3 separate regions of the Homo sapiens genome follow, and all the other regions are linked to region 1. A link is a loop called in an ENCODE intact Hi-C map of the cell type or tissue named here. Cell type or tissue: GM12878. All regions are shown on one strand. Region 1 holds the start of LOC105371078 (a long non-coding RNA gene). Region 2 has its middle 70 kb from the start of ATF7IP2. Region 3 has its middle 16 kb from the start of ATF7IP2.

Region 1 (8,000 bases):
CGCTCTGTTTCACTCCCCCCAGGCGGAGCCCACGCGTGGGGTCTTGTGCGCGTGGTCCCGCGGCAGCCCACAGCCCTCTGCTCTCCGTTTCAGGCTGTGCACCCCGGCTGTCCGCACTCCCGGGCCTCAGTCCTCCCCAGCCGCCCCCTCCACCCACCTGCATGCCTGTGGCACGAGTGGGCACACGTGTTCCCGTCGCATGTGGAGCCCGCACCTGTGGGAGGAGAGCCAGCCCGGGCTGCCGCCGCGGCGGCTGAATCAGGACAGCAAATCTCGCCACCCCCTCACTCCTTAATCCGTTGCAATCTGGCTTCCTCCCTACGCTGCCCGAAGCTGCCCTAGCCGGGGTCGCTGATGATTCCCACGCACCAAGTCCAGCATCTTCTCTACGGTCTGGTCCGGGTGTGTCGCTTGGGAACGTCTGATTTTCATGACCACCACCCCACCAGCACTCCCTCCGCTAACTCCCTCCTCCTCGGACCCTGCCTGCTCCCCTCGGTGCCTTCCCCACTCCATTGTGGGCCCTTCCTGTCCAGATTCTCTCACTCCCACACCTTTCCGCCCAAAGAGCATTTATGGAGCTCTTGCCCTGTGCAGAACGTTGCTGGCCTTGAAGGGGAGCAGGCGGACCCTGAAGGAGGCGGTGAGCTCCTACAGTGGGGGCTCAGACTGCAGCTTCGGTGGCCTGCAATCCGTTCCCAGCTCCTGGCCAGGTGCAGTGGCTCAGCCTATAATCTCAGCACTTTAGGAAGTTGAGGCAGGATTGCTTGAGCCCAAGAGTTCGACACCAACCTTTAAATTGTTTGCCTTTAAATTTCATTAAATTAAATTTCTTTTAAATACAAAAAATCCTGGGCTTAAGCAATCCAGGAGGCCAATTGGCCCTGCTAATTTCATTTAAATTTTTCGTTGAGATGGGTCTTGCTGCGAGACCCTAACCCTAACCTAACCCTAACCCTAACTATCTCTGCGAGACCCCATCTCTACAAAACATTAAAATGAAATTAGCCGGGCATGGTGACAGCCGTGGTCCTAACTACTTGGGAGGCTGAGGCAGGAGGATCACTTGAGCCCAGGAGTTTGATACGAGCCTGGGAACATAGCGAGACCCCTGTGTCTATGAAAAAATGTAAATGAAATTAGCACGGCATGGTGGCCTCGCCTGTAGTCCTGGCTTCTCAGGAGGCTGAGGTGGAAGGATGGTTTGAGCCCAGGAATTCAAGGCTGCAGTGAGCTATGGTCCCACCACTGCACTTCAGCCTGGGTGACAGAGTGAGATCCTGTCTCTAAAAATGAATTTTTTTTTTTTTTAATCCTAGTTCTGCTGCCTTGTTAGCTGTGTGTCTTTGGGCAGATAGCTTACCCTCGCTGGGTCTCAGTTACCCCTTGGAAAACGAGGATCACCGTGGGATTTGCGTGAATGCCTGTGAAGTGTTTAGCACTGTGGTTTGCATGACTGCCTCACCCTACTCTATTTTCTGCACAGCAGCCAGAATGATCTTGAAACATAAATTAGATCTCGGCAGCTGCTCGCCTAAAACCTCTTCAAAGGTTTCTCGTTGCCCTTAGCATAAAATCCAGGCTCTGCACGATGTTTACAAGTCCCTGGCGATGCTCTGATCTCATGTTGGGTTACGCTTCCCTTGGTTCAGAAATCCCAGCCACCCTGGCTTTCTTTAATATTAAATTTCATTTTAAATAATTAAAATATAAAGAGTAAATTATTTAATGTACTAAATTAAATAATTTCATTTAAAATTTAATGTCTAATACCTAAATTAAATAATTTCCTTTAAAATGTAATGTCTAATACCTAAATAATTTCATTTAAAATTTAATATCGAATACATCAAGCTTGCTTCCACATCAGGACTAGTGCGGTGCCACCCCCTCCACTTGGAATGCAGAGCACTGCCTTCTGTCCATCAACCACGTGCCTCAGGTTTTCTCTCCTTCCCATCCTTCAGGTCTCAGCTTCAATGCCACCTCCTCAGGCCTTCCCTTACCACAAGGGAGGAGATACTGTCAATGTCCCACTCAGATCCTTGTCACCAGGCCAGTGGACCCACCCCCAACTGCTGTAGGTATCAGCTACTTAGGGCTCATACCTGAAACCTTCTCTAAAGGATTAACTACCTGGCTTCTCTGACTTTCCTTTCACTGAGAGCAGCCCCTCAAAAAATCACTGGCACAACAGTTGCCATCTCAGACTGCCTCTAGGGAACGGAACTTAAGATACATTTTTTTTCTTTATCTTGGTTTCTTTCAGAGCAATTATTATTATTATTATTATTATTATTGTTTTAAGACAGGGTCTTGCCAGGTGTGGTGGCTCACTCCTGTAATCCCAGCTCACTCCTGTAATCCCAGCACTTTGGGAGGTCAAAGTAGGAGGATCACTTGAAGTCAGGAGTTTGAGACCAGACTGGCCAACATGGTGAAACCCCATCTGTACTAAAAATACAAAAATTAGCCAGGCATGATGGCAGGTGCCTGTGATCCCAGCTACTCGGAAGGCTAGGGCAGGAGAATCTCTCAAACCCAGGAGGCAGAGGTTGCAGTGAGCCAAGATCGTGCCACTGCACTGCAGCCTAGGTGACAGACTGAGACTCTGTCTCAAAAAAGAAATAGGATCTCGCTATGTCACCCAGGCTCGAGTGCAGTGGCACAATCATGGCTCACTGCAGCCTCGAACCCCTGGGCTCAAGGGATTTTCCCACCTCAGGAGACTCATGACTACAGGTGCATGACACCACACCTGGCTAACATTTTATTTTATTTATTTATTTTTGACACAGAGTCTCGCTTACCCAGGCTGGAGTGCAGTGGCACAATCTCGGCTCACTGCAACCTCTGCCTCCTGGATTCAAGCAATCCTCCCACCTTAGCCTGCAGACACAGACCACCATGCCTGGCTTTTTTTTTTTTTTTTTTTTTGAGACGGAGTCTCGCTCTGTCACCCAGGCTAGAGTACAGCAATGCAATCTCAGCTCACTGCAACCTCCGCCTCCCGGGTTCAAGCAATTCTCCTGCCTCAGCCTCCCAAGTAGCTGGGACTACAGGCGCACGCCGCCAAGCCCGGCTAATTTTTTGTATTTTAGTAGAGGTGGGGTTTCACCATGTTGCCCAGGTTGGTCTTGAACTCCTGAGCTCAGGCAATCCGCCTGCCTCACCCTCCCAAAGTGCTAGGATTACAGGCATGAGCCACCACGCCCGGCCAATATTTTTTATTGTTAGCGAGGTCTATGTTGCCCAGGCTGGTCTCAAACTCCTGGCCTCAAGTAATCCTCCCACCTCCGCCTTCCAAAGTGCTGGGATTACAGGTGTGAGCCACTGCGCCCAGCCATTATTAATTTTGGAAAATATTTGGTACATTTCTTTCCTCTCTCTCCCTCACTACAGGGGAAGTTCCATGAGGGCAAGAATCACACCCGTTTAATCCATCACTTCACCCGCACACTTGGCGTGGGGGCCTGCACGTAGGAGATGCCGGAAGAGCTATTTCTTGAACTCAGGAAATGAGGCATCGTGTGTTTCCAGGGATTCCTCTCTAGTTTCCCCTCTTTTGACCTTCCTCTCAGTCCACTCTTAGATGATCCTCTTAGGATCTCAAACTCAGTGGGTCCCAGTGTTGATCCATCATCTACCCTCAGGAGAGGAGCTCTCCCCTGCCTTTTCTACCTCTGGCAGTAGCACCAGCCTTCTGGTGCCAAGGCTAGAACTCTGAGTGCCATGTCTGACTCATTCATCACAGCCATCCCCATAGCTAATCAGTGCCTGGACCTGTCTAAGACGTGTTGACATTGTCCCCTTCTCTCCTCTCCCCGAAGCTCCATGCTCACAGCCTTCAAGCCAGCCCAAGCCCCGGTTTCCTCATTCCCAAGTTGCTACAAGAACTCTTAGTAGGAACTCCCCACATCTAGCCCTCACCTCTCCTGCACCCATCTTGCACCAACCTGCTGGACTAACACTGCCAACACTCACCAGGAATCACCTCCCTCCCTCTGGTAAAAACCCTAAGAAGCCCACAGAGCCATGTCCCGTTGTCTTGCCTAACCTGGCATTCAAAGCCTCCAGTGATAAATCCTCGAGCCACCTCTTCCAACCTTGTCATTAATACTACAAAAGGTCAGGGAACACTTCTTTTAGGAGGTGACATTTCAGCCAGATCTGAACAAGGAAGAGCAACAATACAGAGCTGTTTTCAGATGTTAGGGTACTTCAGAACCCCCTGGGAATGTAAAAATATACGCAAATGCCTGTAGTGATGGAGATCGTTTGCTTGCTTGTTTCTTTCTTTGTTTTTAGCAATCCCTCCAGGACATTTTGTAGTCAGGCTTAGAAGCCACAGGTGGAGGGACAGACACACAGATGGACGAACAAAGAGACATAAATTAGTAAGTTATAACCTAACCATAAATCCCAGGCCTGAAAGCACAAAAGACCCTGCCATTCACTTTTTCTGGGAGAATCAGAAAGATGTCCAGGAGGAGAGGGTCTTTAAGCATCGTCTGAAGGGGTGAGCAGGGTTTGCAAAGCAGAAGAAAAATGGTCCTCATTAACATAGTGGAGAGTTTAAAAAAAAAAAGTGTACCCAGTGCAAAAGCTGGGAAAAAAAAAAAAGAATGGAGAAACTCACAGGCAGAGAGGGCAGCTCCTGTGAGAGGTCCCGGGCTGCGGCCAGTAGGTGACCACCAACGGGAGGCAGTGACTATATCAGGATGCCGAGGGGCCCCAGGGAGATGCGGCTGAGGTTGGAGTTGGGGCAGGTGAAGGGGAAGGACTTTGTGGGGTATCTGAGGAAGATGGAGTTTCTCCTGAGGCCACCAGGAGGCGCCAGACGTCAAGCGGGGCGGGGGGCGGGGACGGGCTCGGTAACTTTCCTCTGCTGAAAACAGCCCTGAGCAGGGTTAGCAAGGATTAGCCGTGGCAATAAAGGGCTTATAAGGAAATTAAAAGGTCTAATGAGGGCCATAAGGATGATTTATACCCTTTCTGTAGCATGCCTCTTCCTTGTACTAGAATTCATGTATGCCTTTGTCCTGTCTCCCTAATGAATTGTGGGGTACTCATAGAACTAAAACCCGTGTAATGATTAGCTGAAGCAGGGTTTCTCAACCTTGGAACTGTTGACATTTGGGGCTGGTAATTCTGTGTTGTGGGAGGTTGTTCTGTGCATGTTAGGGTGTTTAGCAGCGTCCTTGGTTTCTACTCACAAGATGCCAATGCACCTCCATCTCAACTAGTGACAAGCAAAAATGTCTCCTGACATTGCCAGCTGACCCGTGGGAGCAAAATCACCCTCAGTGGCAAACCATTGGGTTAAAGGGGTTCTGCAGGCTCTAGCAGGATCCAAATCTGGGCTCTGCCACTTCCCAAGTAGGTGATCTTGGGCAGACTACGTCACTCCTCTATGCCTCCATTTTCTCATGTATCAAGAAGGGATTTTTAAAAAGTATTGACATCAGCATCAGTGTAAGAATGAAACACAGTGATCCAGCCAGGCACAGTGATGCACGCCTGTAATCCCAGCCCTTTGGGAGGCTGAGGCAGGAGGACTGTGTGAGCCCAGGAGTTTTAGACCAGCCTGAGCTACATAGCAAGACCCTATCTCTACAGAAAACAACAACAAAAAAAATTAGCCAAGTGTGGTGGTGCACCTGTAATCCCAGCTACACAGGAGACTGAGGCGGGAGGATCGCCTGAGCCAGGAGCTCAAGGTTACAGTGAGCTATGATCATTCACTGCACTCTAGCCCGGGCAACAGAGGAAGCCCTTGTCTCTAAAAATAGAAATAATAAATTAATAAATAATAAAAATAAATACAAGGCTGGGCCCGGTGGCTCATGCCTGTAATCCCAGCACTTTGAGAGGCTGAGGCGGGAGGATCACCTGAGGTCAGGAGTTTGAGACCAGCCTGGCCAACGTGTTGAAACCCTGTCTCTACTAAAAATTTAAAAATTAGCTGGGCATGGTGGCGGGTCCCTGTAATCCTAGCTACTCAGGAGGCTGAGGCACAAGAATTGCTTGAACCCAGGAGATGGATGTTGCAGTGAGCCGAAATCGTGCTACTACAGTCCAGCCTGGGTGACAGAGCAAGATTCCATCTCAAAATATAAAAATAAATAATAAATACAATGACAAATGCGAAGGCCACAAGGTAAACACTCAATGAACACCAGGCCTCTGAGGACACAAGGGATAGTAATGGTTATGGTAACCTCAGTGTTAGCAACTACAGCCTAACTCAAGAATTCCCCGAAGATGTGTTCCAAGGAATAATGAACTCAAAAAGTAGTTTTATTTAAAAAGGTTTTCAGGCCAGAAAATGCAGGACACCCAATTCCTTTTTGAGCAAATTAGGTATACTCAGTTAATTAAGACTCCAAGAAGGCCTGCAGTCATCATTACTCGATTTGAAGCTCTGGGAAATGAGGAGTGAAGTCTAACTCACTACAGTATCCCCCTTCCTAGCATAATGCTGAGGAACACTCAATAAGAACGTGATAAATTGTGGGCAGAGGATTACCCAGGTGCCGAGGCAAGAGACTGAAGGCACAAACTGTTTCAGTATAATGAAGAAAATAGTTACAATTAGAATAGTTATAATAGAAATTAGATATAGAGATGATCATGGACATTATCAATCATTAGTATAACCATTATTAATCATTAGCCTTTAATATTACTGTTTGTTTAATTACTGATATAACAAAGGAATAACCAGCGGGGATAGGGTCAGGTGCTGAAGAGACATTGTGAGAAGTGACCAAGAAGGCAAGAGGTGAGCCCTCTGTCACGCCTGCATAAGGGCCGCTTGAGGGCTCCTTGGTCAAGCGGTAATGCCAGTGCCTGGGAAAGCACCCGTGACTTAGCAGACCATGAAAGGGAGTCTCGCTTTACTTGGAGGACTCAGGGAACACTCTGCTCCACCACCTTCTTGTGGGAGGTTGGATATTATCCAGGCCTGCCCACAGTCATCTGGAGGCCTAAACCCCTCCCTGTGGTGCTGTGCTTCAGTGGTCATGCTCCCTGTCCACTTTCATGTTCCTCCTGTACTCCTGGTTCCTCTTTGAAGTTCTTAGAAGATAGCAGTAGAAGAAACAGTGAAAGTCTTAAAGTCTTTGATCTTTCTGATAAGTGCATAGAAGAAAATGCAGATGTATGCTGCCTTCTCTCTCTGCTTCAGCTACCTAAAAGGGAAGGGCCCCCTGTCCCATGATCATGTGACTTGCTTGACCTTATCAATCACTCGGACAACTCACCCTCCTTACCCTGCCCCTTGTCTTATATAGAATAAATATCAGCCCGCCCAGCCATTTGGAGCCACTACTGGTCTCTGCGTCTTGGTGGTAGTGGTCCCCCAGGCCCAGCTGTTTTTCTCTTTACTTCTTTGTCTGGTGTCTTTATTTCTTATCATCTCTCGTCTCCACACACGGGGAGAACACCCAATAAGCCCCGTAGGACTGGACCCTACAATAAATGAATAAATTAACTGAATATTTACATGAGTAAACTTGTTAATTACAGAAGTCAGCTTAGCTGAGTTTCACCCAGTGTTTTCCAAGCTCTATGGACCACTGCACTACACAGATCCCTAGGACTAGAGCCCTACAGATGTGCTTTAGAAAAAAAGTAAAGAGACAAAAATAAAAAATAAAAAAATTTTAAAAATATACAAATATACTTTGGAAAATGTAGCCCTTTCCCAGAATGGTAAAGCAAAAGTGAGTGACTCAGAAGGCAAGGACGATGACAGGACACATTTCTGGGATCTGAGTTTCACGGGGGCTTCATTAATTTAAAACATTTTTTTTTTAAATCAGAGTCTTGCTCTGTTGCCCAGGGTGGAGTGCAGTGGCTCGATCTTGGCCCACTGCAACCCCTGCCTCCCAGGTTCAAGCAATTCTCTTGCCTCAGCCTTCCCGGTAGCTGGGATTACAGGCATATGCCAACACGCCTGGCTAATTTTTGTATTTTTAGTAGAGACAAGGTTTCAC
Region 2 (8,000 bases), 60 kb after region 1:
CCCAGCTACTTGGGAGACTGAGGTTGGAGGATTGCTTGAGCCTGGTAGGTCGAGGTTTCAATGAGTTATGATCGTACCACTGCACTCCAGCCCGGGCAACAGAGGGAGACCCTGTCTCGAAAAAAAAAGACAGGAAACGAAAAAGACAAAATAGATGAAGGAGAAGGGAAGAAAGAGCACTTGTGGAAAAACAAACGAGGTTTTGGAAAGATAAATGAGCCCTTAGGAGACTAGATGGGGGATATGACAGATTTTGTGACTGTCTGCTTTGGTGTGTGGCTGACTTCTGTCTCAGAGAAGATTGGAGTTGTTCCCAGGGATAAGATTTATGACAATAGAGTTCTTTTTTATTCTTTTGGGAGGCTCTGCTCTTAGGCAGATAAGAGATTTCAGAAAGTCAGAAGCCCTCGGCTCAAAACAATTTTTATGCCACACTGGCTTATTCTGGGGCCCTTCCCCATTTCAGAATCCAATTGGGGCCGGGCATGGTGGCTCATGCCTGTAATCCTAACACTCTGGGAGGCCGAGGCAGGTGAATCACTTGAGGCCAGGAGTTTGAGACCAGTCTGGCCAACATGGTGAAACCCCATCTCCACTAAAAATCCAAAAATAAAAGTAGCTGGGCGTGGTGGTGGGCACCTGTAATCCCAGCTACTCAGGAGGCTGGGGCAGGAGAATCACTTGATCCCAGGAAGCAGAGGTTGCAGTGAGCCAAGATCGCGCCACTGCACTTCAGCCCAGGCAACAGAGTGAGACCCTTTCTAAAAAAAAAAAAAAAAAAAAAAAATCCAATTGGGACCCCACCTTACATTTAGTTATGTCTTCTTGGTCTCCTCCAATGTGTGACAGTTTCTCCGTCTTCCTTTATTCCTCACCACTTTGACACTTTTGAGAAATATTGATCTTTTATTTTGTAGACTGTCCCTTAACTTGGTGTTTCCTCATGACTAGACTGAGGTTGTTAAACATTTACTAGCACACCACAGGCCGTTGGTTTGCATGAGAATGAAACAACAACTAGGGTTTCTCTTTATATATATTTTATATTTGATGCTCCCAAAGTGCTAGGATCAGCCAGGCGCGATGGCTCATCCCTGTAATCCCAGTGCTTTGGGAGGCCAAGGTGGAAAGATCACCCAAGCCCAGAAGTTCAAGGCCAGCCTGGGCAATTTAGTGAGATTCCATCTCTTCAAAAAATTTAAATATTAGCCTGCAGGGTGTGAACCTGTAGTCCCAGCTACTCAGGAGGCTGAGGAAAGAAGATCCCTTGAGTCCAGGAGGCCAAGGCTGCAGTGAGCTATGATCGCACCACTGCACTCCAGCCTGGGCAACAGAGTGAAACCTTGATTCTAAAAATAAACACAAAAAGGGAGGTGGAGCATAACTCATCATGCTTTAAGTGTGGACTGCACAGAGTGACTTCCTTACAAAGAGCACAAAGGGAGGGAAAGAGCAACTGTACAGTGAGAAACTTGATAAACACTACCTCAACCAGGTGATCAAGGCCAACATCAACCATGATAAGTCATGTCAACAGTATGCGCTGGTATCACTTGATAAAAATGGCATTTTACCACTATCATCTTTCTTCCAAAAATCCATAACCTCAGCTAATCATGAAAAAAAAACATCAGACAAATCTCAGTAGAGGGCCGTGCTGCAAATTGCCTGACCAGTACTTCTCAGAACTGTCATCAAAAACAAATTCTGAGAAACTGTCACAGCGAAGAGGACCCTAAAGAGACATGACAACTAAATGTAATTGGTATCCTTGATGGGATCCTGGAACAGGAAATCTGTCACAAGGTAAAAACTAAGGCAGTCCGAATAAAGTATGGGCTTTAGTTAATGCATCAATATTAGATCGTTGATTGTAACAAATGCACCACACTAATGTAAGCTAACAGGGGAAACTGAGTCAGGATGTATGAGGACACTGTACTACCTTCACAATTTTTGTAAAATGTAAAACTATTCTTTTTTTTTTTTTTTGAGATGGAGTTTTACTCTTGTTGCCTGGGCTAGAGTACAGTGGCGCAATCTCAGCTCACTGCAACCTCCACCTCCCGGGTTCAAATGATTCTCCTGCCTCAGCCTCCCAAGTAGCTAGGATTACAGGGAGCTACCACCATGCCTGGCTAATTTTTGTACTTTTAGTAGAGACAGGGTTTCACCATGTTGGCCAGGCTGGTCTCAAACTCCTGCCGTCAGGTGATCCACCTGCCTTGGCCTCCCAAAGTGTTGAGATTACAGGTGTGAACCACTGTGCCCAGCTAAAACTATTCTTAAAAAATTTAGTTTGTTTAAAAAAAAAAAAAAAAAGGAAAAAGTGACCATTTTTTAATCTCTCAAAAATATACCATTAACCTAAACCCTTAAAATATTTACATTCAGGCTGGACACAGTGCCTCACACCTGTAATCCCCGCACTTTGGGAGGCTAAAGAGGGAGGATCATTTGAGCCCAGGAGCCTAGGCAACATGGCAAAACCCCACCTCTACAAAAAATACGAAAATGAGCCAGGGGTAATGGCATGTCTGTAGTCCCAGTTACTCAGGAGGCTGAGATGGGAGGATCACTTGAGCCCAGGAGGTTGAGGCTGCAGTAAGCTGATTATGCCACTGCACTCCAGCCTGGGCAACAGAGCAAGATCCTGTCTCAAAATAAAATAAAATAAAATAAAATATTTGCATTCAAAAGGAGCTTCAGAATAGACCATATGAATAAAATATAGCAAGAGCTGCAGATAAATAGATTTCTCTAGAGAATATGAAAATAATACCCGGTACCTATTCAATGATACGAGGAACATGCAGAGGGGAGGGGAATTATTCCAATCAGTCTCCTGCTGCAGAAACCATAAACATAAAAATAGAAGTAGGCTATGAATCTCCCCTCAAGAATGGGAAGGTGATCAATAGCTTCCATCTAGCATCCATGCCCCACTGAGATGACATTCTTTCCAGAGGGGGAAAAATGAGCTGCCAATGAGAAATTGTTGAGATGACTAAGAAAGACACCATCTCAGGAACTTCCAAATTGAGTTTGACTGTTAGTCAATGTGTTGAGTAGTTGTTATATATCATTCCTTCTCCAGAAGATGGAGCTTTAGTCTAAAATAATGATGTAAGACAAGCCGGCAAGCTGGGCCCAGAATAATAGAATTCAAAGAAAATGCATAAATCGTGGTTACTATCAAGAGGGTTTGAAAAGCATTTTAAATCTCCTTGGAGACGGGTTCATTTGACCCGATTCTCTTACTCATTATGAGAATCCATTGCTTCAACTGTTTTCATCCAGGCAAAAAAGAAAATTTCAGTGGGAGTCATAAAAATGATTATGTATCATCTTATTTTTATTTGGTATTTCTCTTCCCAAAAGTCTAAAGGCTCACTATTATCTTGTAGTGCAGTTCATATGTTGATGGAAGTGACATTATTTATTTGTTTATTTATTTATTTTGAGATGGAGTTTCGCTCTTGTTGCCCAGGCTGGAGTGCAATGGTGTGATCTCAGCTCACCGCAACCTCCGCCTCCCAGGTTCAAGTGATTCTCCTGCCTCAGCCTCCTGAGTAGCTGGGATTACAGGCATGCACCACCATGCCTGGCTAATTTTGTATTTTTAGTATAGACGGGGTTTCACCATGTTGGTCAGGCTGGTCTTGAACTCCCAACCTCAGATGACCCACCCACCTCGGCCTCCCAAAGTGCTGAGATTACAGGCGTGAGCCACCGCACCCGGCCAAGGTGACATTTAAGTTCACTGTGGCAGTGAATTTATTATGCAGATAGGAGTTGCATGAATTTTCTCCAAAATATTCAGATATAAAATTCATTTTTGTCTAAAACAAATCAATCTGACTTAGCCCCCATGTCAGCCATAATTTTTCTCACATCTCGCCTCCATATGTAAAACTCTAGAGAGGAACTGATTAGCGTGAAAGGAAAATAAATCTTGGGACCCCAAAATCACTAAGCCAAAGGGAAAGTCAAGCTGAGAACTGCATAGGGCAAACCTGCCTCCCACTGTTTTCCTCAAAAAGATAAAAGCTACATACCGGCCAAGCATGGTGGCTGGCACCTGTAATCCCAGCACTTTTTGAGGCCCAGAACGTTGGGAGGCCGAGGCGGGTGGATCACGAAGTCAGGAGATCAAGACCATCCTGGCTAACACGTTGAAACCCCATCTCTACTAGAAATACAAAAAATTAGCTGGGCATGGTGGCACGAGTCTGTAGTCCCAGCTACTCGGGAGGCTGACGCAGGAGAATCGCTTGAACCCGGGAGGCAGAGGTTGCAGTGAGCTGAGATCTCACCACTGCATTCCAGCCTGGGTGACAGAGCGAGACTCCTAAAAAAAAAAAAAAAAAAAAAAAAAAAAAAAGGCTACATACCTCCCTCAAAAGGAATTTCCTTGTGGACAAAAGACAGAATTCAAAGTCATCCCCCTGCTCACTGAGATAAATGTATGTCCGATTGCCACCTTTGGAGAGGCTAAACAGAAACTCAAAAGAATGCAACCATTTGTCTCTTATCTACCTATGTATGACCTGGAAGCCCCCTCCCTGCTTCAAGTTGTTCCACCTTTCTGGATGGAACCAATATATATCTTACATTCATTGATTGATGTCTCACGTCTCCCTAAAATTTATTAAACCAAGCTTTGCCCTGACCACCTTGGCACATGTCATCAGGACCTCCTGAGGCTGGGTTACAGGCGCACATCCTTAACTTTGGCAAAATAAACTTTCTGAGTTGACTGAGACCTGCCTCAGATATGTGGGGTTCACACTGGCATACCTCAATTCACATGCTCATCTTTGAGCTTATCATAGTCACCTAGATGGTGGTCCCATGGGAAGCCAAGCTGGACCATGTGCCCATACCTATGTGTAGCCCGCAATGTGGGGCAATATAATTAGCCACTACCTACCTGCCCTAAGGTCAAATACTCTCAACAGAATTGAATTCTGCTGAGCATGGTGGCTCACACCTGTACTCCCAGCACTTTTTGAAGCCAAGGAAGGAGGATTACTTGAGGCCAGGAGTTCAAGAACAGCCTGGCCAATACAGGGAGACCCTCGTCTCTACAGAAAATTTTTAAGCCGGACGTGGTGCCTCACACCTGTAATCCCAGCACTTCGGGAGGCCCAGGCGGGTGGATCACAAGGTCAGGAATTCAAGACCCGCCTGGCCAACACAGTGAAACCCCATCTCTACTAAAAATACAAAAAAATTAGCTGGGCGTGGTGGCGGGTGCCTGTAATCCCAGCTACTTGGGAGGCTGAGGCAGGAGAATTGCTTGAACCTGGGAGGTGGAGGTTGCAGTGAGCCAAGATTGTGCCACTGCACTCCAGCCCAGGTGACAATGCGAGATTCCATCTCAAAAAAATAAATAAATAAATAAATAAATAAATAAATAAATAAACAAACATTTTTAAAAACTAGCTAGGCATGGTGGCACACACTTGTAGTCCCAGCTACTTGGGAGGCTGAGGTGGGAGGATCCCTTGAGCCTTGGAGGTCGAGGCTGCAGTAAGATGTGATCACACCACTGCACTCTAGCCTTAGCAATGGAGGAGGACCCTATCTCAAAAAAAAAAAAGATTGAATTCTGTTAGCTGAGAAGAGAGGGAAATGGATGTTTTTAGATAATAAACAGTGTCCGCTGTATGTATCAGTTAGCTATTGCTGCATAACCAATGACTCCAAAACTTGACCATAGTGAGCTATGATTGGGCTGAAGTGATCCTCCTGCCTCAACTTCCCAAGTAGCTGGGATGACACATGGGTGCCACCACACCCTGCTAATTTTTTAATTTTTCTAGAGCTTAGTTGCGCAAGCTGGTCTTGAACTGGTGGCCTCAAGTGATCCTTCTGCCTTGGCCTCCCAAAGTGTCAGATTACAGCTATGAGCCACCACATTTAGCCTTGAAGCAAATCTTGATGAGCAACCTATTTTAGCTATTTCACAGTCTCACCTGCTAAGGCAAGGATTTCCTGGAATGGGCAGCTAAGAGTTTTATGCTTGCTCCCTATATTATTTAATATAAGGATATTGAAAAGTATTCCTGATCTCAGTATGGCTTAATTCAGGAATAAAAAATTATGTCTGTTGGGCCAGGCATGGTGGCTCACACCTGTAATCCCAGCACTTTGGGAGGCCAAGGTGGGCAGATTGCTTGAGCTCACAAGTTTGAGACCAGCCTGAGCAACACGGTAAAACCCCGTCTCTACAAAAAATACAAAAATTGGCCAGGCATGGTGGTGCATGGCTGTAGTTCCAGCTACTCAGGAGGTTGAGGTGGGAGGATCGCTTGAGCCTGGGAGGCAGAGGTTACAGTGAACTGAGATTGTGCCACTGCACCCAGTCTGGGCGATAAAGCCAGGCTTTGTCTCAAAAAAAAAATTACATCTGTTTCTGTTCTCATATATAGTCAATGTGTTTTATTTAGTCACTGCTTTTCTCTAACTCTGGCTATCTCTGGGTGAGATACTCCATGACCTTACTTATAAGCACAAGATGATTTTGAACTGCAAACAAATGGGTTTTAATCGAGGCAAAACAGTTAACATTGAAAAAGCTAGCTAAATTCTAAGTTGAGAATTAGTTGAAAGGCCTGATTTCACTATTTCTGCAACCAGGACACAGACTCCCACACAACCTCTTTTTAAAAATTGCTTTATCTCCAGAAAAGCCAGTTTTCTCAACCAAAGTTCAGTACATTTTTACAGTAACACTGTAAAAAACACTGACACCAACAGATTCCAAAGAAAATGAAGCAAGATATAAAACTTAGATTACTACTCATTGAACATATGGCTAGACACTTTATTTAAAGGAAAGGACAAGGAATTCAGAAGGGCTATAATTAGAAAGAGTCTTCACGCACTGCTCACAAGAATAAGAAGCTTTCCCAGGGCCTTGCACAGATAAGACAATGGCCCCTGACATTTTAAGAAAATGGCCACATTGTACCAGGTCAATCAATGTGAAAAGGTCCACTCCATGAACAGAAAATTGTGTAATGTGACCTGTTTCTTTGTTGTCTATTGACACAGGTAAGATAATGGGCTGTGTTTTCTTTGTGGCTATGACGATCGTTTCCCTCTGTAGGACAGACAACCGGGCAGTGATCTGCTGGGTTCAGCCAATGTGATGAGCAGAAGTGGGAAGAAATCAGTCTCCTGTGCGGATAGAATCAGGAAACCCGTCTAATCCCACTCTTCTCCATTCCATTCTCCATACCGAAACCAGTGTCATCTTCAATGAGATAAAGCATATCTATATCACACCCCTGTTTACAAAAAACCATCACTACTGTCTCCGCTGCATTTGTCTTAATCGCATAATCCGGCTCCTAGTTCTTGGGCCAGTTTTACCATGTGCCAGTTCCCCCGAACCAGTTTCTCCCATTGGAAGGTTTTGTCTCTCTGCACAGCTCTGACCTCTGCCTGTGTTGCTCTTTCCCCAGAGCCTTGCCTGGCTGACTTCTACTCCTCCCTCATGTGGCAGGAAATCTCACCTTTGCAGAAAGACCTTCCATGCCAACCTACACAGCAAAGGTCTTCTCCCAGGCCATGCCCCTTTCAACTCTCAGCTCCTCACTTGTTTTCATCATAACAATTACCCCAAATGATAATGATGGTTTTTTTTTTTTTTTTTTTGAAACAGAGTCTTGTTCTGTTGCCCAGGCTGGAATGCTGTGGCGTTATCTTGGCTCACTGCAACCTCCCACTTCCTGGGTTCAAGCAATTCTCGTGACTCAGCCACCTGAGTAGCTGGGATTACAGGTGTGTACCACCATGCTCAGATAATTTTTGTATTTTTAGTAGAGTTGGGGTTTCATCATGTTGGCTAGGCAATTACAGGCGTGAGCCACTGCGCCCAGTTACAATGGATCTTATGTATCTGACCACTTACCCGTTTTGTCCTTCCTTCCTAGTAGAATTGGACTCCCATGCAAGTGGAGACCCAGTCAGTCTTGTTCACTGCAATC
Region 3 (8,000 bases), 110 kb after region 1:
ACAAAAACCACTTAGCGTCTCACAGTTTCTGTGTATCAGGAATGCAGGTACAGCTTAGGTGGGTGCTTCTCAAGATTGTGCAGGGGGTTCCAGTCGAGCTGTCAACTGTAGTCAGCTCAAGACAATTGGCCAGGCACAATGGCTCGCTCCTGTAATCCCAGCACTTTTGGAGGCCAAGGTGGCCATATCACCTGAGGTCAGGAGTTCGAAACCAGCTGGCCAACATGGTGAAACCCTGTCTCTACTAAAAATACAAAAAATTAGCCGGGCGTAGTGGCGGGCGCCTGTAGTCCCAGCTACTTGGGAGGCTGAGGCAGGAGAATGGCGTGAACCCGGGAGGCGGAGCTTGCAGTGAGCCGAGATCCCGCCACTGCACTCCAGCCTGGGCAACAAAGCGAGACTCCGTCTCAAAAAAAAAAAAAAAAAAAAAAAAAAAAAAAAAAATTAGCTGGGCGTGGTGGCACATGCCTGTAATCGCAGCTACTGGGGAGGCTAAGGCAGAAGCATCACTTGAACCCGGGAGGTGGAGGCTGCATTGAGCCATGATTGCGCCACTGCATTCCAACCTGGGTGACAGAGCAAGACTCTGCCTGAAAATAAATAAATAAATAAACAAACAAACAAATAAATAAATAAATAAAAAGACTCTACTGCGCCTGAGGATCCACTTCCAAGCTCACTCACATGGTTGTTGGGCAGCAATTTCTCATGGTGAGCCTTTTTATAGGAAGGCTTACAGGTTTCCAAGAGAACCAGGGAAGGTTCCCAAGACAGAAGTCACAGACTTGCTGTAACCTAATCTCAGAAATGACATCTGATCATTCCTGCCATATTCTATTTGTTAAAAGCAGTTCAAGGCTGGGTGCGGTGGCTCACACCTGTAATCCCAGCCCTTTGGGAGGCCAAGGCAGGCAGATCACCTGAGGTCAGGAGTTTGAGACCAGCCTGACCAATATGGAGAAACCGTCTCTCTGCTAAAAACAAAATGGCCGGCTAATGCCTGTAATCTCAGCTACTCAGGAGGCTAAGGCAGGAGAATCAATTGAACCTTGGAGGCGGAGGTTGCGGTGAGCCGAGATTGCAACATTGCACTCCAGCCTGGGCAACAAGAGCGAAACTCCATCTCAAAAAAAAAAAAAAAAAAAAGGCAGTTCAAGTTCAACCCATACTCAGTAAGAGGGGAATTAAAAAGGTATGACTCCCAAGTGGGGATCACTGGGAGTCATCTTAGAAGCTATGGACGTTACCCCCAAAGTCTTCAAGTAAAGTTAACCTTTCATAAAAATGAAATGTGTTTGTGGTTTGGCTAGGAATTTCCCTTGACCTGGCACTGCATATTACTGCATATTCCTACATATTCCAGTTTGAGAAGCCCAGTTTATGCCACATGAGTAAAAAAGCCATCTCGACATCCAATATTTATTCTGGCAGAGACTAAGAAACTGAGCAATAGGCTGGGAGCGGTGGCTCACGCCTGTAATCCCAGCACTTTGGGAGGCCGAGGCGGGCGGATCACGAGGTCAGGAGATTGAGACCCTCCTGGCTAACATGGTGAAACCCCGTCTCTACTAAAAATACAAAAAATTAGCTGGGCATGGTGGCGGGCGCCTGTAGACCCAGCTACTCAGGAGGCTGAAGCAGGAGAATGGCGTAAACCTGGGAGGCAGAGCTTGCAGTGAGCCGAGATCGTGCCACTGCACTCCAGCTTGGGGGACAAAGCGAGACTCCATCTCAAAAAAAAAAAAGAAAGAAAGAAAGAAACTGAGCAATAGTTCTAAATGCTGGCTGCATATTAGATCTAGCTGAAGAGCTTCTAAAAAAAATGCTGGCTGGTCACTGTAGCTCACGCCTGTAATTCCAACAGTTTGGGAGGCCAAGAAGAGAGGATTACTTGAGGCCAGGAGTTTGAGATCAGCCTAAGCAACATAGCAAGACTCCATCTCTACAAAAAATAAAAATTAGCTGAGGGTGGTGGCATGTGCCTATAGTCCCAGCTACTCATGAAGCTGAGGCCAGAAGATCAGAAGATCACTTCAGCCAAGGAGGTTGAAGCTACAATGAGCTATGATTGCACAACTGCATTCCAGCCTGGGTCACAGAGCAAGGCCCTGTCGCAAACAAACAAAAAAAAAATTAAATTAAAAAATAAATAAAAATCCCAGCTGGGTGCAGTGGCTCATGCTCATAATCCCAGCACCTTAGGAGGCCAAGGAAGGAGGATTGCTTGAGGCCAGGAGTTTAAGACCAGCCTGGACAGTGCCGTGTGACCTCATCTCTAAAAATTCCCAATACGCAGATCCCCACCCGGACCAATAAAATCTGAATATCTAGTATATAGAACAGATTAGGTGATTACAAATAACTGAACAGCTTTGTTGAGGTATAACTGACATACATTAAACTGGATTTGGTGATCTTTTATTTTTGTTTTTGCTTTTCTTGAATTGTGTAATTTTAATCTGCAGTCTGAATAGAAAGCCTCTGATCTTGAAGCAGAAAAAGACAAGTTATCCTATTATTATTATGATTTGTCTTTCATTCCATCCATATGATAACAGAATCCTGGAGAAGTGATAAAAGGTGGAAAGAAGATAAAGGGAAATGGAAACAACAAGGAAAAGAACAAAATCTATTTGAGGTGTAATCATAATATAATAGAGGGAGTTAAACAGTGCTTCTCAAACTATCTTCAGTGAAAGATCAGTTGGGTTTTTTCCCCCAACCCTTTGCAAACACACTACTTTTGTAAAATACAATAACATTTTCTTAGCAATGTTAAATTGCTACTTAGATGCCAAACTCTTATTGTCCCTTTCTGTACTTGTCTCAAAGCAAACCAGTAACAAAGCAAACCAGATTGGTGCAAGTCTGCAGACCTCACACTGACTAACACTATCTATCCAATCACTGGCTCAATTATTACTTGGTCCTTACTTCAGTGTTGACAAAAAGACTCTTAAGATGTGTCTGACACCAGTTTACGTAGCTTAAGGTTACAGGTTAATAGTTATCTCATGAGACATCACAACTTCTCAGGTACAGCTTCTAGGTGATTTTACCATATGGGGAATGTTTAATTGCACGAGATAGGGTTGAAGAAGATGCAGACTTACTTTCAATTCAGGAAGGTTTCCCCCCTTCCATTACTTACTTTTTACCCCTAAAAAGCAGTTTTCATTGAAATATGATATTTTATTGGTTAGCTTTTGCCCCATGTAACAAGCCAGCCCAAAACTTACTGGTTTGAAACTACAAACATGTATTAGCTCAAAGTTAGTCAGGCTAGCAATCTGGGAAGGACTCAGCTATGTTGAGCATGGGCTTAATTATTTATTCTTCGTTGCACATGTTCAAATACCAGGACACTTGACTGGGCAGGGTGAAATGGCTGGGATAATTGAAGCTTCTCTCCGCATGATCTCTCTTTCTCCAGCAAGCTAGCCTGGACTTGTCCACATGGTGGCAGAACTCCCAAGAGTGGCAAGAGAGAACAAGTCCCACTGCAGAAGCATCTTTCAGGGACCTGCTACATTGTTACCACCTGAGTGGGTTCTTGCCCACTGCCCATAGAGCCAACACTGAGACAGCAGTTGTTGCTGTAAAGAAAGAGTTTAATTATTGTGAGACAACTGAGTGGGAGAACAAGAGATATTTCTCAAAGCCACCTCCCTGAGAATTCAGAGGTTAGGATATTTTTGTTTTTTGTTGTTCTTTTTTTTGTTTGTTTGTTTTTGTTTTTGTTTTTGTTTTTTGAGATGGAGTCTTGCTCCTTTGCCCATGCTGGAGTGCAGTGGTACAATCTTGGTTCATTGCAATCTCTGCCTCCTGGATTCAAGTGATTCTCCCACCTCAGCCTCCCAAGTAGCTGGATTACAGGTGCCCATCACCATGCCCAGCTAATTTTGTATTTTTAGTAGAGACAGGATTTCACCATGTGGGCCAGACTGGTCTCAAACTTGTAATCTCAAGTGATCCACCCACCTTGGCCTCCCAAAGTTCTAGGATTACAGGCATGAGCCACTGAACCCAGCCAGTGGCTAGGATTTTTTAAAGGATAGTTTGGTGGGCAGGTGTGTTAGTCCATTTACACACTGCTATAAAGAACTGCTCAAGACTGGGTAATTTATAAAGAAAAGAGGTTTAATTGACTTGCAGTTCCACATGGCTGGGGAGGCCTTAGAACATACAATTATAACAGAAGGAAAAGCAGGCATGTCTTACATGGCAGCAGGCAAGAGAGTATGTAAGAGCACAGGAAAAACAACCATTTATAAAACCATCAGATCTCATGAGAATTCACTCACTAATACGAGAACAGCATGGAGGAACCACCCCCATAATCTAATCACTTCCCTCCCTTGACACGTGGGAATTACAATTCGAGGTGAGATTTGCATGGGAACACAGAGCCAAACCATATCAGCAGGGGTCCAGAGAATGGGTTCTGCTGATTGATTAGGGATGAAATCATAGCAGTGTCTAAGCTGTCTTCATGAGCTGAGTCAGTCCTTGCAAAATAGGGGAGTCACACGACCAGTCAAGTCAGTTCCTTGGCTGGGGACATGGGCCACTGACCCACATGGTGTCAGCTGGTCCTCTTGCAGGTAAAGCCTGAAAAATATCCCAAAGACCAGTCTTAAGTTTTACAGTAGTGTTTGTGACTGCCAGTTACTATGGAAAGCAAGCTGAGAAACAATGGCAGGTTATCATTTAACTATGCCAGTAGCTTAGTAGAAAAGTTTGTGGGAGGTGAGATTTCTGGTGGTCAAAGCCACCTGGCAGCTCCCTTGACAAGTCTAACATCTGGAAGCCATCTAGGAGGTCTGCGTGATTTAAGAATTGTTGTTTAATAAAAAAGAAAGTTCATTAACCTTTTGGTCAGCCTGCCTTGGGGCTAGGACAGGAAGATAATCAATTATTAGTGACTACCACTTATTGAAATGACTATGTGCAGGCAATCATGAATGGAGGAGGAAAAGGTCAGAGAGAAGGGAAAATATCTTTTTCATTTATTTGAGACAGGGTCTTGCTCAAGTCCAGACTGGAGTGCAGTGATGAGATCATAGCTCACTGCAGCCACAACCTCCAAGGTTTCAGTGATTCTCCCGCCTCAGCCTCCTGAGTAGCCGGGACTACAGCCATGTACCACTAATATTTTTTCCCTTTTTTTGTAGAAATGGGGTCTCATTGTTGCCTAGGCTGGTCTCAAAATCCTGGGCTCAAATGACCCTCCCTCCTCAGCCTCCCGAAGTGCCGGCATTACAAGCGTGAGCCACTGTGCCTGACCAAATTTTTAATATATTTTTGTAGAGAGAGAGTCTCACTATGTTGCCCAGGCTGGTCTTCAGTTCTTGGCCTCAAACTATCCTCTTGCCTCAGCCTTCCAAAGTGCTGAAATTACAGGTGTGAGCCACAATGTCTGGCCCATATTCTGGTTATACCCTATTATTGATGGGCATTTGGGACACGTTCAGTTTCGGGTTATTACACATAGTGCTGCTATGCACATTCTGGTATATGTCATTTGGTTATACACACATAGGCATTTCTGTTGTTACAAACTTAGGAGTAGAATGGCTGGGCACAGTGGCTCACGCCCGTAATCCCAACACTTTGGGAGGCCAAGGCGGGCAGATCACAAGGTCAGGAGTTTGAGACCAGCCTGGCCAATATGGTGAAACCCCATCTCTACTAAAAATCCAAAACAAAATTAGCCGGGCATGGTGGCGGGCACCTGTAGTTCCAGCTACTCAAGAGGCTGAAGCAGGAGAATCGCTTGAACCCAGGAGGTTGCAGTGAGCTGAGATCGTGCCACTGCTCTCCAGCCTGGGTGACAGAACGAGACTCCATCTCAAAAACAACAACAACAACAACAACAAAACAAAACAAAACAAAAACTAGGAGTAGAATTGGTGGGGCATGAGGCATTGCTGTATTCAAATTTAGTAGATATTGTCAAAGTTTTGACAATACAAACTGTACAATACACCTGGACTTTGTACAATTGGTACAAAGTCAAATTGTACCAATTGCACTCATATCAGCAGCACATGAGAGTCCTTGGTGTTGCATATTCTCTCCAACACTTGATATTTTTGACCTTGTCATTTTAGCCTATCTAGTAGGTATGTAGTGGATCACACTATGGTTGTAATTTGCATTTTCCTAATTCATATGGTTGAACATTTTTGTATTGTTTATCGGCCATTTGGATATCCTCATTTGTAAAGTGTCTGTTCAAAATATGTGTGCTCATTTTTTTTTTTTTTGGTTGGGTTGCCTATCACTTTTAGTGATTTGTAGGTGTTCTTTATATATTGTGGATATAAATCTACTTTGGGATATATAAATTGCGAATATTTACTCCCCTTCTGTGGACTACTTTTTTATTCTCCCAGTGGAGTATTTTGATAAGCAGAAGTGCTTATTTTCACCAGACACAGTGGCTTATGCCTGTAATCCCAGCACTTTGGGAGTCAAAAGTGGGCAGATCACAGGGTCATGAGTTTGAGACCAGCCTGGCCAACATAGTGAAACACCGTCTCTACTAAACATACAAAAATTAGCCAGGCGTGGTGGTGCATGCCTGTAATCCCAGCTACTTGGGAGGCTGAGGCAGGAGAATCACTTGAACCTGGGAGGTGGAGGTTGCAGTGAGCCGAGATTGCACCACTGCACTCCAGCCTGGGTGACAGAGCAAGGCTCCATCTCAAAAACAAGAAAAGAAAAGGGGCTCCTTTCCCTTCCCTTCCCTTCCCCTCCCCTCCCCTCCCCTCCCCTCCCCTTCCCTTCATCTTTCTTTCTTTCTTTCTTTCTTTCTTTCTTTCTTTCTTTCTTTCTTTCTTTCAGGAGCCTCACTCTGTTGCCCAGGCTGGAGTACAGTGGCATGATTTCAGCTCACTGCAACCTCTGCCTCCCAGGTTCAAGTGATTCTCCTGCCTCAGCCTCTGGAGTAGCTGGGATTACAGGCACACGCCCCCATGCCCAGCTAATTTTTGTATTTTTAGTAAAGATGGGGTTTCATCATGTTGGCCAGGTTGGTCTTGAACTCCTAACCTCGTGATCCGCTGGCCTCTGCCTCCCAAAGTGCTGGGATTATAGGCATGAGCCACCATGCCTGGCCTGCCTGTGCTTATTTTTAAGGTTGTCCAAATTATCCATTTTCCCAGTGAGTGCTTTTTGTGTCCTCTTTAAGAAATGTTTGCCTAATTTGGTTATAAAAATGCTCTTAACATTTTCCTATGAAAAATTTATTATCTTACCTTTAACAGTTGAAGCAAACTGGAATTATCAGGAATTGAGTGTGTGTGTGTGTGTGTGTGCGTGTGTGTGTAACATGAGACAGAGGGCAAAATATGTTTTTTTTTTCAAATGAATGGCCACTTGACCCAGCACCACTTAGTATTAAAAAAAAAAGTTTCCCTATAGGATTGCAATATCACTTATTTATGGATATAGCATGTTATCTACTATCTTCTTTAATATCTCTTAATAATGCTTTGTCATTTTCCGTATGGAAGTATTGCACATTTTTTCCTTAGAGTTACACTTATGTATGATATATTTTCATGCTATTGGAAATAGTACTACTTTAAAGTTTTCATTTATTAATTGTGATATATACAAACACAATTGATTTTTGTATATTGGCTTTGTATCTGGCAATCTTATTAAATTCATTTATTAATAATGTGTCAGTGGATTTTTGGGGGGATTTTAATATACACAATTTTGCCATTTGCAAAAAATCAGGCTTTGTTTCTTTGTTTTGAGACAGGGTCTTGCTCTGTTGCTCAGGCTGGAGTGCACTAGTGAAATGATGGCTCACTGCAGCCTTGACCTCCTGGGCTCAAGTGATCCTACCACTTCCGCCTTTCCAGTATCTGGGACTACAGGCACATATCAGCATGCCCAGCCTTTTTTTTTTTTTTTTGCTAGTTTTGTGGAGGTAGGGTCTCACTATACTGCCCAGGCTGGTCTCAAACTCCTGTTCCTCAAGT

Evidence for each region. Peaks named below come from ENCODE experiments on the same cell type or tissue, not always from the same donor. Only the 100,000 strongest peaks of a DNase experiment are listed, where the experiment ranks them.
Region 2: a loop joins it to region 1, with 6 times the contacts of the local background. A loop is called at or near these places in 13 of 110 quality-filtered maps.
Region 3: it touches region 1 in a loop (4-fold over the local background); 3 of 110 quality-filtered maps call a loop at or near these places.

What each region holds. Positions count from the first base shown.
Region 1 is chr16:10,252,157-10,260,156 of GRCh38, forward strand. It overlaps LOC105371078 (a long non-coding RNA gene), which reads right to left and starts at 487. Exons shown (of 3, transcript XR_001752077.1): 1 at 158-487. RefSeq lists an enhancer at 7,113-7,162. In GM12878, CTCF peaks have their summits at 4,833 (motif pointing right) and 6,829; DNase peaks (open chromatin) are centred at 4,885, 5,120 and 6,925; H3K27ac peaks cover 1,013 bases.
Region 2 is chr16:10,311,912-10,319,911 of GRCh38, forward strand. No RefSeq gene overlaps it. Among named protein-coding and RNA genes, the nearest start is that of ATF7IP2, 70 kb to the right of the region's middle. In GM12878, a CTCF peak has its summit at 3,085 (motif pointing right); DNase peaks (open chromatin) are centred at 970, 1,420 and 3,069; H3K27ac peaks cover 1,632 bases.
Region 3 is chr16:10,365,774-10,373,773 of GRCh38, forward strand. No RefSeq gene overlaps it. Among named protein-coding and RNA genes, the nearest start is that of ATF7IP2, 16 kb to the right of the region's middle. In GM12878, no CTCF peak of the experiment used is centred here; a DNase peak (open chromatin) is centred at 4,708.